Regions from separate parts of the Homo sapiens genome. Here region 1 is linked to region 2. The links are chromatin loops, found by intact Hi-C in ENCODE. Cell type or tissue: Caco-2. All regions are shown on one strand. Each heading gives the region's core, and the rest is flanking DNA. Links, peaks and the distances in the headings are about the cores only. Region 1 has its middle 13 kb from the start of SETMAR. Region 2 has its middle 200 kb from the start of LRRN1.

Region 1 (5,385 bases), core at 326-5,325, 690 kb after region 2:
TGTTTCCCTTGAATATTTAAAATATACTACAGTATTCCCTTTGGAGTCCCAAGGTGCCTCAGTGCAGTTTAGGAACAACAGATTCAAAGAATATAGTGCTTTTCCTTGTCATCTTGTTAGTTCTGCATTAGCTAGTTGTTTGTGCTTAGAAAATTCTATTATTATCAACCAAGCAAAGCTTAAAGTAAATTAGTAAATCTTCCAATATAGGGAAATAGAATATTTTGTAAGCTTTCTGATAATTCACAGATTTGGATAATTAATGCTACTGCTCTGACATCCATACTTCTCTTCTGCTCATCTTTTTAGCTCCCTTTCCTAACTCTACAGTGGTATGAAAAATTTAAAGATGATCCCATGCAAAGGCAAAATAATGACCCCAGAGAGTTCAGGCACCTGCTATCTGCAATCTAGGTCTATGACCATTTAGAACTACCTCACCAGACAACACCTAGGGAAGGTGAGGAATATACAATAATACAAATGAAGTTCTTAATTGCTTCATCACTGGTACATAGATACCAGTTTCCTAATTTCTGTTAATACATCTGAGCAGTAAGCAAACGTACTGACAAGGGAAAAAACTATGCATGGACAGAATCTCCCTGTTGGCACAGCACAAAAATGTCATCAGCTTTAGGCAAAGATTAAGAACCAGAAATTATTATTTTCTGTGTCTTTCTACTTTAAAAAAATTAATATTCCAAAGCTTTTGGATAGATGTAAAAGCATTCTGAAAGAATTACTATCATGGGTCTCTGTCCCTGAAACAGCTCTTCCCGTTGAGCTCCCTTTCCTAACTCTACAGTGGTATGAAAAATTGAATACCCGCTAACCTAGCTTAGTATTGCCATACAATCACCCCACTCAAAAATTAGAAGCTACAAGGCTGGCAGATCACAAAGTCAGGAGTTTGAGACCAGCCTGACCAACATGGTGAAACCCCATCTCTACCAAAAATACAAAAATTAGCTGGGCATGGTGGCATGCACCTGTAATCCCAGCTACTCAGAGTGGAGGCTGAGGCAGGAGAATTGCTTGAAACCTGGGAGGTGGAGGTTGCAGTGAGCCAAGATCGTGTCATTTGCACTCCAGCCTGAACAACAGAGCGAGACTCTGTCTAGAAAAAAAAAAAAATTGAACCTACAAAGCCCTCCATTGTTTCTAAATACAATTTAATTTCTGCCCCCAAAGGAAGATGGTTTCGGAACTTCACAACGTTCTCTTAAACTTCCTTATTATTTACTGTTTTATCCATGAAAATCAAGAAGGACCTCAAGCCCACAGTGGTGTTGTTCTTTCTACCAACTCCATCTCTTTATTCATTATCACACAACCTTTTCTGCTACAGTACATAGCATAATTTGCTCCTGGTGGGCAGTAATGCCATCACATTCAGAGTGAGGGCTATTTTAAACCCTATCCCAGCCAAACCAGAACTGAACAACACTGAAAGCAACTACGAGGTTTCGGGAAAATGGGGAAGATAGTGACAGAAAGGAAGCCTGAGAAACTCAGACTGGAGGTGAAAGAGCAGCTGGAGGCCAAGATAGTCCCACTTGGGGAGGAGCAAGAATCCAAGGATCTCCTCCTTCTCTTAGCACTTACAAAGCTGACTCCAAAATAAATCCTGTATTTCCTGCTCAGTTAAATCTCCAGGACAATCCTATGAGACTGGCATTATCAACCTCATTTTATGGGTGAGGAAAGAGGCTCCAAAGAGCAAGGAACCGCACTGGGCCAGTGTGGTGTAAATCGGTCACACATAGACTGTCTGTTGAAGGGTGTTCTTACATTACTACACTAGCAATTAGAGACCTAAAATAAGATAGGAAGCTCTATGAGTCAGAGCTTAAGCCCTTGCCTTCAAGCAAGTATATATCTTAATTATATCAATTCTGTTCTTATAGATTTCCTACAAGGAACCCCCTCCATACTCACCCTCCATCACCCATTACAGTACTCTTTTCCTTTTGTCAACTGGATCTACCTTCTCTTAATTTAAACCCATTTTCTTTGTTGCTATCATCCAGAAGGGGTAAAGCATCTGGTTGTAGGGTTTCTAGCTAGAGCACTCTGTAAACTAAACGACCATTTAAAATAGCACCTAGCACAATGGCCAACACACAGTTGGTACTTAATAAACACGCTGAATAACTACATGAACAAATGCTAAAAATAAACCTTTCTTTATTATGAATGACTCTAGCATCAAATAAATTGTGTTATCAACAAAAACAACAAAACATTTCAAAACGTCTTCCATAATTGATTAAGTTGCATTTTTGCAACTATTGGCAGATCTAGATATGAGATCCAGGTATAAGGCATAATAGGCAAATCACACATGGCATAATGAGTGGCACACTGTAGCCATTCAATCTGGTGAATGAATTTAAATTATGCTGGGTTGGTTTTTTAATCACAATGAAACTTAAAAGACATACCCAATTTTTAACTCTCAGACAAATAAAACACATTCCCAAGTTTAGCATCTTTAGACAGTATTTTCCATCTTTTGTCAAACATATTCACTCAGTCATTTTACAACTGCCTATGTACTCGTTATAACTTGAACATAAATTTCTCTTAGATTGTGTAAATGTGAGTCTAAACAAATCACAGCAAAGGAAAACGTTTATCTGAATTTTCTCATCACAATTTGCTACAAACATTTTTTAACTCTTTCCTCATTTTCAACAGAGTAAAAACTTCTTGTCCAGTTTATGCAAAATGGGTATTTTATCATTTGTAATTAAATGGACAAAAGGATAGGGTTATCACACCACCTTGTGGACCGTAAGGGTATTGCTGCTACAGAGCCAAAGCACATTTTAAGAACGAGAAGGTAACATGGAACATCAGCTGTTCATGCTTTTCCCTTCCCCTCCAGGTCTTCTGCCCCAAATCTACATCTTCAAATACTACCCGCTCCTCAAAATACAGTTTAAATGTCCCCCTCATAGAACCTTCTAAATCAAACTTATCTCTTCTCTAAATTTCCATGCTGCCTTATCTGGTTCTTCTTATTTTCTACTTCATATTGTATAGTCTTATCTCCCCTGCTAGACTGTAGGTATTTTGAGGATATGTGGACAGTCACCTTCAGACGTGTACTGAAGCCAGTTCATACCTACTCTCATCAATAGCTTAACATTCAGAAAGCTTGCAAGCTGGTTGTTAAAGTGTTGGTAGCTTGAAATTAGCCATGGTAGGTGCATTTACAAAATGGAAGTCAGGAAAAAAAACAACTGTAAATCCGAACACTTGTAAAACTTTGTTGACCAACTTTAACTTCTTCATATCTCATTGTCTCTACAGTAATATGTAGTGAGGAGAGGTAGTGATACTGCCTACCTCACAGGACTCTTTTAAGGATAAAAGAACCCACATAAAATGTTTTGTCTAATGTCGGGCACATAGTATGTGTCCGCCAAATATTATAATAACTATTCCCGATAACTCTATCATGGTGCACTGCAAGTAGCAGATCCTCAAAACATTCAATTGTTAAATGACAATCAAGAATTTCAATGAGAAATTTTCAGATATGTTAACACTGATGGTAGTCCCAGCTTAACAATAGGCCAGATCATTATAGGAGACATAAACTCTTTAATTATAAATAATCCAGATATTTTCGCTTGCCCTGACTCCCATCTTATTCCTGCTTGAAATCCATCTCTCTCTCCCCCTCATCTCTGCTCTCTCTCCTTGTCTCCTGCATTTCTCTTCCATTTTTACTCACTCTAAAGTGCCTTCCTCTCTCCTTCTTTTTACCACTTTATTTCATAATGCAAAATAAATAATTTATGCCTCACTTTGTTCCAGAAAAGGTTTGCAGTGAATAATAGATAACTTGGTTTCATGTTTAGTGAATAAGGATTTTATACTTCTCCAAGGGAAGGAATTGAAGTCGCTTTTTACCACTTCTATCAGTGATTCCATGATCCTGTTTGATTGGTCCTTGGCAGAAAATGGGTTCTTTATATAGACCTTTGGGGAAAGACGAAATTAAGTTTCCAAGTGCAAAGTGGAAAACTAAATTGCCATGAATTCCAAATACTTTCCAACAGGGAAGCAAAAAAATGTCCTTATCTTTTAGGGTTGATGTGGGCCACATTTCCAACTATATAATCTCTCGCTGCTTCTCTGATCTGGATTAGAATAAATTCTATCTTAAATAACCTTCCACCAAACGTCTTTTGCCAACTCTCTTCTGTGAGCTTCTCTTCCTCTCACCTCACTTCAGCTACCTCATCCCAATGCTAACATGGTGTTTTAGATACAAGGTTGCTTCCAGTAGCTAACTATGTTTGAGGATCAGCCAATAGCTTCATTCGCTCACTAAAAAGTACAACCAAAGATTGAAACAACTAATTATTTGCAAAAACATGTTTGGAATAAAACTCCAGTTGTTCAAATGTAAATCTATTGATCAAAAATAAAATTTTCCTTATTTATCAATTATTAATTAGCACAGTTTTTTAATGCAGGAAAAAAATTAAAAGTATTGGCTTTTCTCTAAGATGAACATTTGCCCTAGAATATATAAATACTGTCCATGATCATTTCTAGTTTAAAAATACACATAGGCTAAAACGAATAGCATGTCTTAAGTCATTGATTAAACGCAAGGCGTTTTGTTTAGTGGAATTTCTACTTCAGTGTTGGTCTACACAATACCCTTACCCAAGAACATATGGCTGATGCAGTACATGACAAGAAGGGGCTTTGCCTAAGAAGTGAAAATAAGGTGGGTGAGTCAGAAATTTAAATTTCAACTAACCTAAAGGCAGCTATAAGATGAGGCAATATATTGTATTTTATTCACCTCGTGGTCTATTCCAAAGGACACTGTCAAACACAATGATTCTTTTACCCACCAGCTGTCACCAACAAGTTAGCTATACTTTGTACTTTCCCTTTGTGCTTGAAAGCCAAAGCTAGAGCAGATGGCTGGATTAAGTGCCAGAGCAAAGGTAAAATTGGCTATTTCATCTGAACAGGTACTGCCAGACTTCATTAAGACAAAAGCCCCAGCAACAAATACCTACAAAATCTAGGGTCTGGAAAGTGCAATCTGAACTGCTTGTTTAATTTACCAACTAAAAACAAAAATGCTCTTTGGGGGAAAACTTTACCTAATTTGCTAAGAGATGAAAAAAGACACACATATTTCATCTGCAGTGAGAAGTGGTTTCCTGTGTCATTAACCCTGTAATTTCCAGGCTCTGTAAAAAACAAATTATATTCAATGTTCTTCTAAGCTAAGCTCATGGGTGAGTTCCAGAACGTGAAATTTAATCTTCCAGAGCTCAAACTAACAAAGCAAAGATGTTTGAAAATACTTGACTTTTTTAAAAACTGCAAATTAAAATGATA
Region 2 (5,385 bases), core at 63-5,062:
AATATCTATCCCAAAGTCATGAATTTCAGTGTGGATAGCAATTTAGAGATTTTTTTTTCCTGGCTGTAATTTTCATTTGATAATTTTCCAACATCTAAATCATTGTTCACGTTAGAATAACTGATGATAGTTAAGCCCGTTCTTTTCCCGTGTATTTGATCTCAGAACTAAGGTTTGAATGGGAGCACCACATTGTAGTTGAAAAGCTGTTCTCGCACTAGTTCTGCAATCTATATTGAAAGAGTTCTTTGCAGAAGAAGGGAAGTTAAAGGAGGGTCGATTTGGACTCTCAGTACAGAAGAATGGCTCACAGCTGTCAAAGCTGACAAAGGATGGACTTTATGCTTCAAAACACCGTGCTCAAGAAGAGCAAGACAAATTTTTGCACTGGGGGATCTAAGAGAAAATCAAACATCAGTAGGGTGATGGACTAGAATCTAGATGACCTTCCAGGTTCCTTCCAACTCTTTTGTGCCAATGTTTTCTGTTTGGGCCAAGAATAACAGTATTGTCCAAGAGCTGGTTTGTACGACTAGAGGCAAGGCATGCACAACCAGCAAGAAGTGCCTGCAGTGTGATTTGTAGAGTGATGCTGAGGTTCTCTGCCCCAAACTAACATTCCCACCACTCGGGCAGAGTAACATTGAAAATTACATTTAAGAAAATGCCAGGTTTGGATTGCATATTTTAACAGAAGTGTGGAGACTGTTACTGTTAAAAAAAAATTTAAGTCTATATTCGGCCAGAGTAAAGAGAAACTGAATCAACTTTCTCTAGCCAAAATAGAAAGCCTTAATAAAAAGGAGAGATGGTAGGGATAAGGATAACGATAATAGTTTAGTAGAGAACCTGTTATATGCGAACACTATACCAGGTGTATTACATAAATTATGTCATTTAAACTTCACTATTACACCCTCCTACCCCCATTTTAAAGATAAATAAACCACATCTCAGATAAGCTAAGCCACATGCCCAAAGAATGGGTGGCAGGTGCGTAATTTCAACAAGTACTCTGTGACTCTTGCCAAGAAGCTTCATTTGTAAGAACAAGAAAGGAGAGGCCAGTTCTGAGATGGTAGCAGAGGAGGTTGGTGGGAACACTAGAAGTGTGGTGCTGGGGAAGAGAAATCTCGTTATCTCAAACAACTTGGAGCAAGCCCAGAGCCCTCCTGGACATCCATGCTTGGGAGAAGTTGGAGTAATCAACCCATACAGTACTCCCATTTGGGGATTTTGTTTTCAGAATTAATCTCTACCTCCTTCTACCCTCCTGACTGGGAATCTACAAGCTGTGGAAGTCTGAAGAGGAAACCAAGTGGCTCCTGCAGAAGTTTAGGGGAGCCTGCCTTAACACAAAGGATCCAATGCAAGTCAGTTTACACTGTGACCACAGCCTCTCTCAAATGGGGGGGCATTAAGAATGTAAAGGAAGGAACAGATTTGAGACCCTGTGGAGGAAGGAGTGGCAGGTCGGCTGTCTGGTAGCAGATTAGACAACAGGGCAGGAAAGAAATCAAAGTCAAAATGGTCTCCAAAGTAGACTTGTCGCTGCTTCTGGGCAGAAGCTGTGCTCCCGGGTCAGTGAGGACAGAACTCCTAGCACAGTGCATGAAGACAGATTTCAAGTGTTTGAGCATGAATAATTGGGAGATATTTGGTAACATGGAATGAAGAGTTATGGCAATTAATTTGATGGAGGCCAAAAGAGAGGGGAAAGATGGTAATTCTGTTTAAGACATGACTGAGGCCAGGCGTGGTGGCTCACGTCTGTAGTCCCAGAACTTCGGGAGGCCAAGGTAGGCAGGTTGCTTGAGACCAGGAGTTCGAGACCAGCCTGGGAAAAATTGCAAAGTCCCCTTTTTACCAAAAAAAAAAAAAAAAAAAATTAGCCAGGTGTGATGGCATATGCCGGTAGTCCCACTACTCAGGCGGCTGAGGTGGGAGGGTCCCTTGAGCCTGAGAGGTTGAGGCTGCAGTGAGCTATGACTACACCACTGCACTCCAGCCTGGGCGACAGAGTGAGAACCTGTCTCAAAAATAAAATAAAATAAAAAATAAATAAATAAAAAATAAAAGCATGACTGAGTTTTTGGTGTATTGATAAATAAAATTCAAATAAGCCCTAACATTTTTATTCTAAAAGAGAACATACGTAAATGCCCTGAAGGGATTCTCTCCCCTCTGACATTCAATGAGTCATTGCCAATTAACTCCCTGGACACTTAAACTCATGCCGCAAATGACTTCAACTTTTTTGATGACCGCACTAGACCATATTATTTCCTTCAGTACATATTTCTATCCAGGATTCATTCAACAAATATTCATGGTGCATGGCCCAAAAGTGTTCAGGATGATCCAGATGTTGAGACTAACCTCAGGAAGCTAAGAACCTAATGGAGTGACGAGTCAGGTCCATGAATGACCAGAAATTATATTCAGAATTTTTAACAAATGTAAGGCATGGGCACTGACCAATCAGAATGGATTTCTCTATAGAACTGCATTAGGGTGTTGGAGGACCCCTGGCATTCCAGGCATTACTCTTTCAGTTGTTGGATCATAGGGAGATTCAATGGGGCTGGGAGTGGGGCCAGGGTTCTGGGTCACTCAGGGTGTTTAGGAAAGAGACTATTTACTAATTGATTCAATTTTACAGTCACTGGTACATCAGAATTAGTATATACTTGTTGATTATCAACCCTATAGGAGATATTACAGAGGCAAGAAATCTATCAGTTAGCTATAACTACCTAACAAACTCCCCTAAAGCACTGTGACTTTAAATAATGGCTATCAATTACTATGTTTCATGGGTGACAAATGAGTCAACTGATCTTGACTGGATCCATTCATGTGTCTTAGCCAACTGGGACCTCTACTCTGAGTGGAGCTTGACTGAGAACACCTTACCTCCACATGTCTCTCTTTCTCCTCTGGGACCAGTGACATAGTCCAGGTACATACTACTCATAGTGGTAGCACAGGTGCAAGAGGGAGCCCAATCACGTAAGTGCTTTTCCAAGTCTCAGCTTGCATTCTGTCTGCTAAATCTCATTGGCCAGAGCAAGTCATATGACCGAATAATTCAGAATCAAGGAGTGGGGCAATATCCTCCACCTTCTGATAGGAGGAGCTGCAGTCTCATGGAAAAGTTAATGGATACAGGAAGGGCTCAGGAATGCAGTCTATCACAGCGCCTCTCTCTCTCTCTCTCTCTCTCTCTCTCTCTCTCACACACACACACACACACATATACATACACACACACACATACACATACTCTTGCTCTCTCTCTCATCTGTTTAGTGTCCATTTCTACTTCTGAAAAGAGCACCTTAACTCTCCCTTAGGGAACAATACCTCCTCTGCTTTTGGTCCAAGGATTGTTGACTCTATCTCCCAGATCCCAAGAGTGGAGTATGGTTCAGCTCTCCACAATCACAGCATTCTATTCATTTTGGCCATGGTCATTAGTTCAGCAATAGGCATGTGACCCAAGTCAAGCTGATGGAATTAAATTCTAGGAGTTTTGTTGGAGTTATTAGGAAAGAAAAGTCTCTTTCTAAGGAAGTTGTTGAGAGGCTAAAACATAAGCCTATAGCTTCTGATAGCTATCGTGTTACAACGAGAGGAAACCTTGAGAATGTATCAGTTCAGAGGAAAACAGTGAGAGATTGAGCACATAAAACTGAATAAATAATGCTGATATCTTTTGATCCCCTGACTCCAACTGTGCCTGAACCATCACTCCTAAGATTTTCAGTTGTATGTGGCAATACCTCTACCCCCGACTTTTGTTTTTAACTAAATCAGTTTGAATTAGATTGGAGAGAGAGAAAACTAACTGTTAAGAAAACTAAATGAGAGAATTATTTTGGCCAGAAGGATTAAGGTAGGTTATTTAGAGAAGTTGTCATTTGAGCTAACCACTGTCTTGTTTAATGTCTCAGCATTTTTTGTTTTGTTCTGTTTTGTTTTTAATGCCTAAGAAACCCTTTCAATTCTTCATTCCCTGGGAAAGATAATTTACATGAAAAAGTACAGCAACAGCTGACACGCTTTGAAAAATGAGTTGTTGGCCACCTCTTTCATTTCTACTTGGCAAGTTTTAGGATGAAAATGAGATCTTTCCAGACAACACCCTAGTTAATTTTCCAGTTGGTCTAACACTGTATTTAAGAAACTTGCCTCCTAAGAGATTAGTTGGGCCCCACTGCGTTAGCGTGGCAATGTAACCCAATTGCTAAGCAGTTAATCTATTCATTATGTATATTTTCATTCTCAATTTTTTTTTTCTGAGAACCAACTGAAGCATGAGGGATAACATGGCTTTCTTAAGCAATTGCTTTCAAGTCCTGATGAAGAAATTTCCAAGCATAGATTTCAGCACAGTCTTTCTCAAAGTGGTCAAAGTCAGCTAGAAGGTTATATCTATAGGTGCCTTCTCTATAAGATACTCCTTCTCCCAAACAGAATTCATATTTCAATCAAGGTGACTCACACTTGGTCTTCTTTACATTTAGATGTCTCTCCATACACTCCATGCCTTTCTGAAATATCCTCTAGGACTGAAAATGTAATGCATTAAATAAAATCTCCAGAGACGTTCATATATCATCCCAACTGTTCCACTCAGATGGGTAATATTGACTATTCCAACTGTTTGTGCTGACGCTAATGTTAGAGACTAAAGAAATATCAAGGAGGAATATCTGTACAAATTTGCAAATGCTCATGGAACAACCACGGTAACAATTCCCACAGAAACATTAATATCCTAAGCTAACAGACGGAAAAAGAAATAAGCATGAACACAGTCCTATGGCCTCTCATTGCCCATTTTGAGACACCAAAGCATAAATTCATGCGTGTGTGTGTGTGTGTGTGTGTTTGTGTATCCAAACCAAGTATAAAATTAAACAATTACCAGGAAACCTCATTATTGTGGAAGGCCAAGCCCGTACTCATCAGCCACAAATTGTAGTCCTCAAGTCTCAATGTCTTGTTGATTACCTTCACATCACCTTCACATGCACTCCCACACCCCAAACACTCTGCTCAATCTTGGCGCTTTATCTGTTCACCAAATTCTTCAGAGCACAGGCAGGCACAGGTGCTTATGTTCTGGGCAGCCCCTTTTCATGTTTGTGATAATGTTGCCAATTTGAGAAATCAGTCATCATTTGGCTAGAGAAACTGTTTTGGAATGTTTCAGCTAAAGTTGGATTCACTTTTCTTGCAATTACGCTCAGAAGATAAAATGACACTGCAAAATGCCACCCGACAAGTCCCCTACCCAGTTTTCCCCACGTTCCTGCTCAGATGCAGGAGGAAGACTGATTACAGCAAGGGAAGGAAGAGCATCCTTCCACACTCCCC

Evidence for each region. Peaks named below come from ENCODE experiments on the same cell type or tissue, not always from the same donor. Only the 100,000 strongest peaks of a DNase experiment are listed, where the experiment ranks them.
Region 1: it touches region 2 in a loop (14-fold over the local background); 1 of 110 quality-filtered maps calls a loop at or near these places.

What each region holds. Positions count from the first base shown.
Region 1 is chr3:4,287,681-4,293,065 of GRCh38, forward strand. It overlaps a transcript of SUMF1 not described here. Among named protein-coding and RNA genes, the nearest start is that of SETMAR, 13 kb to the right of the region's middle. In Caco-2, for the core only: a CTCF peak has its summit at 2,772; no DNase peak of the experiment used is centred there.
Region 2 is chr3:3,601,309-3,606,693 of GRCh38, forward strand. No RefSeq gene overlaps it. Among named protein-coding and RNA genes, the nearest start is that of LRRN1, 200 kb to the right of the region's middle. In Caco-2, for the core only: no CTCF peak of the experiment used is centred there; a DNase peak (open chromatin) is centred at 3,103.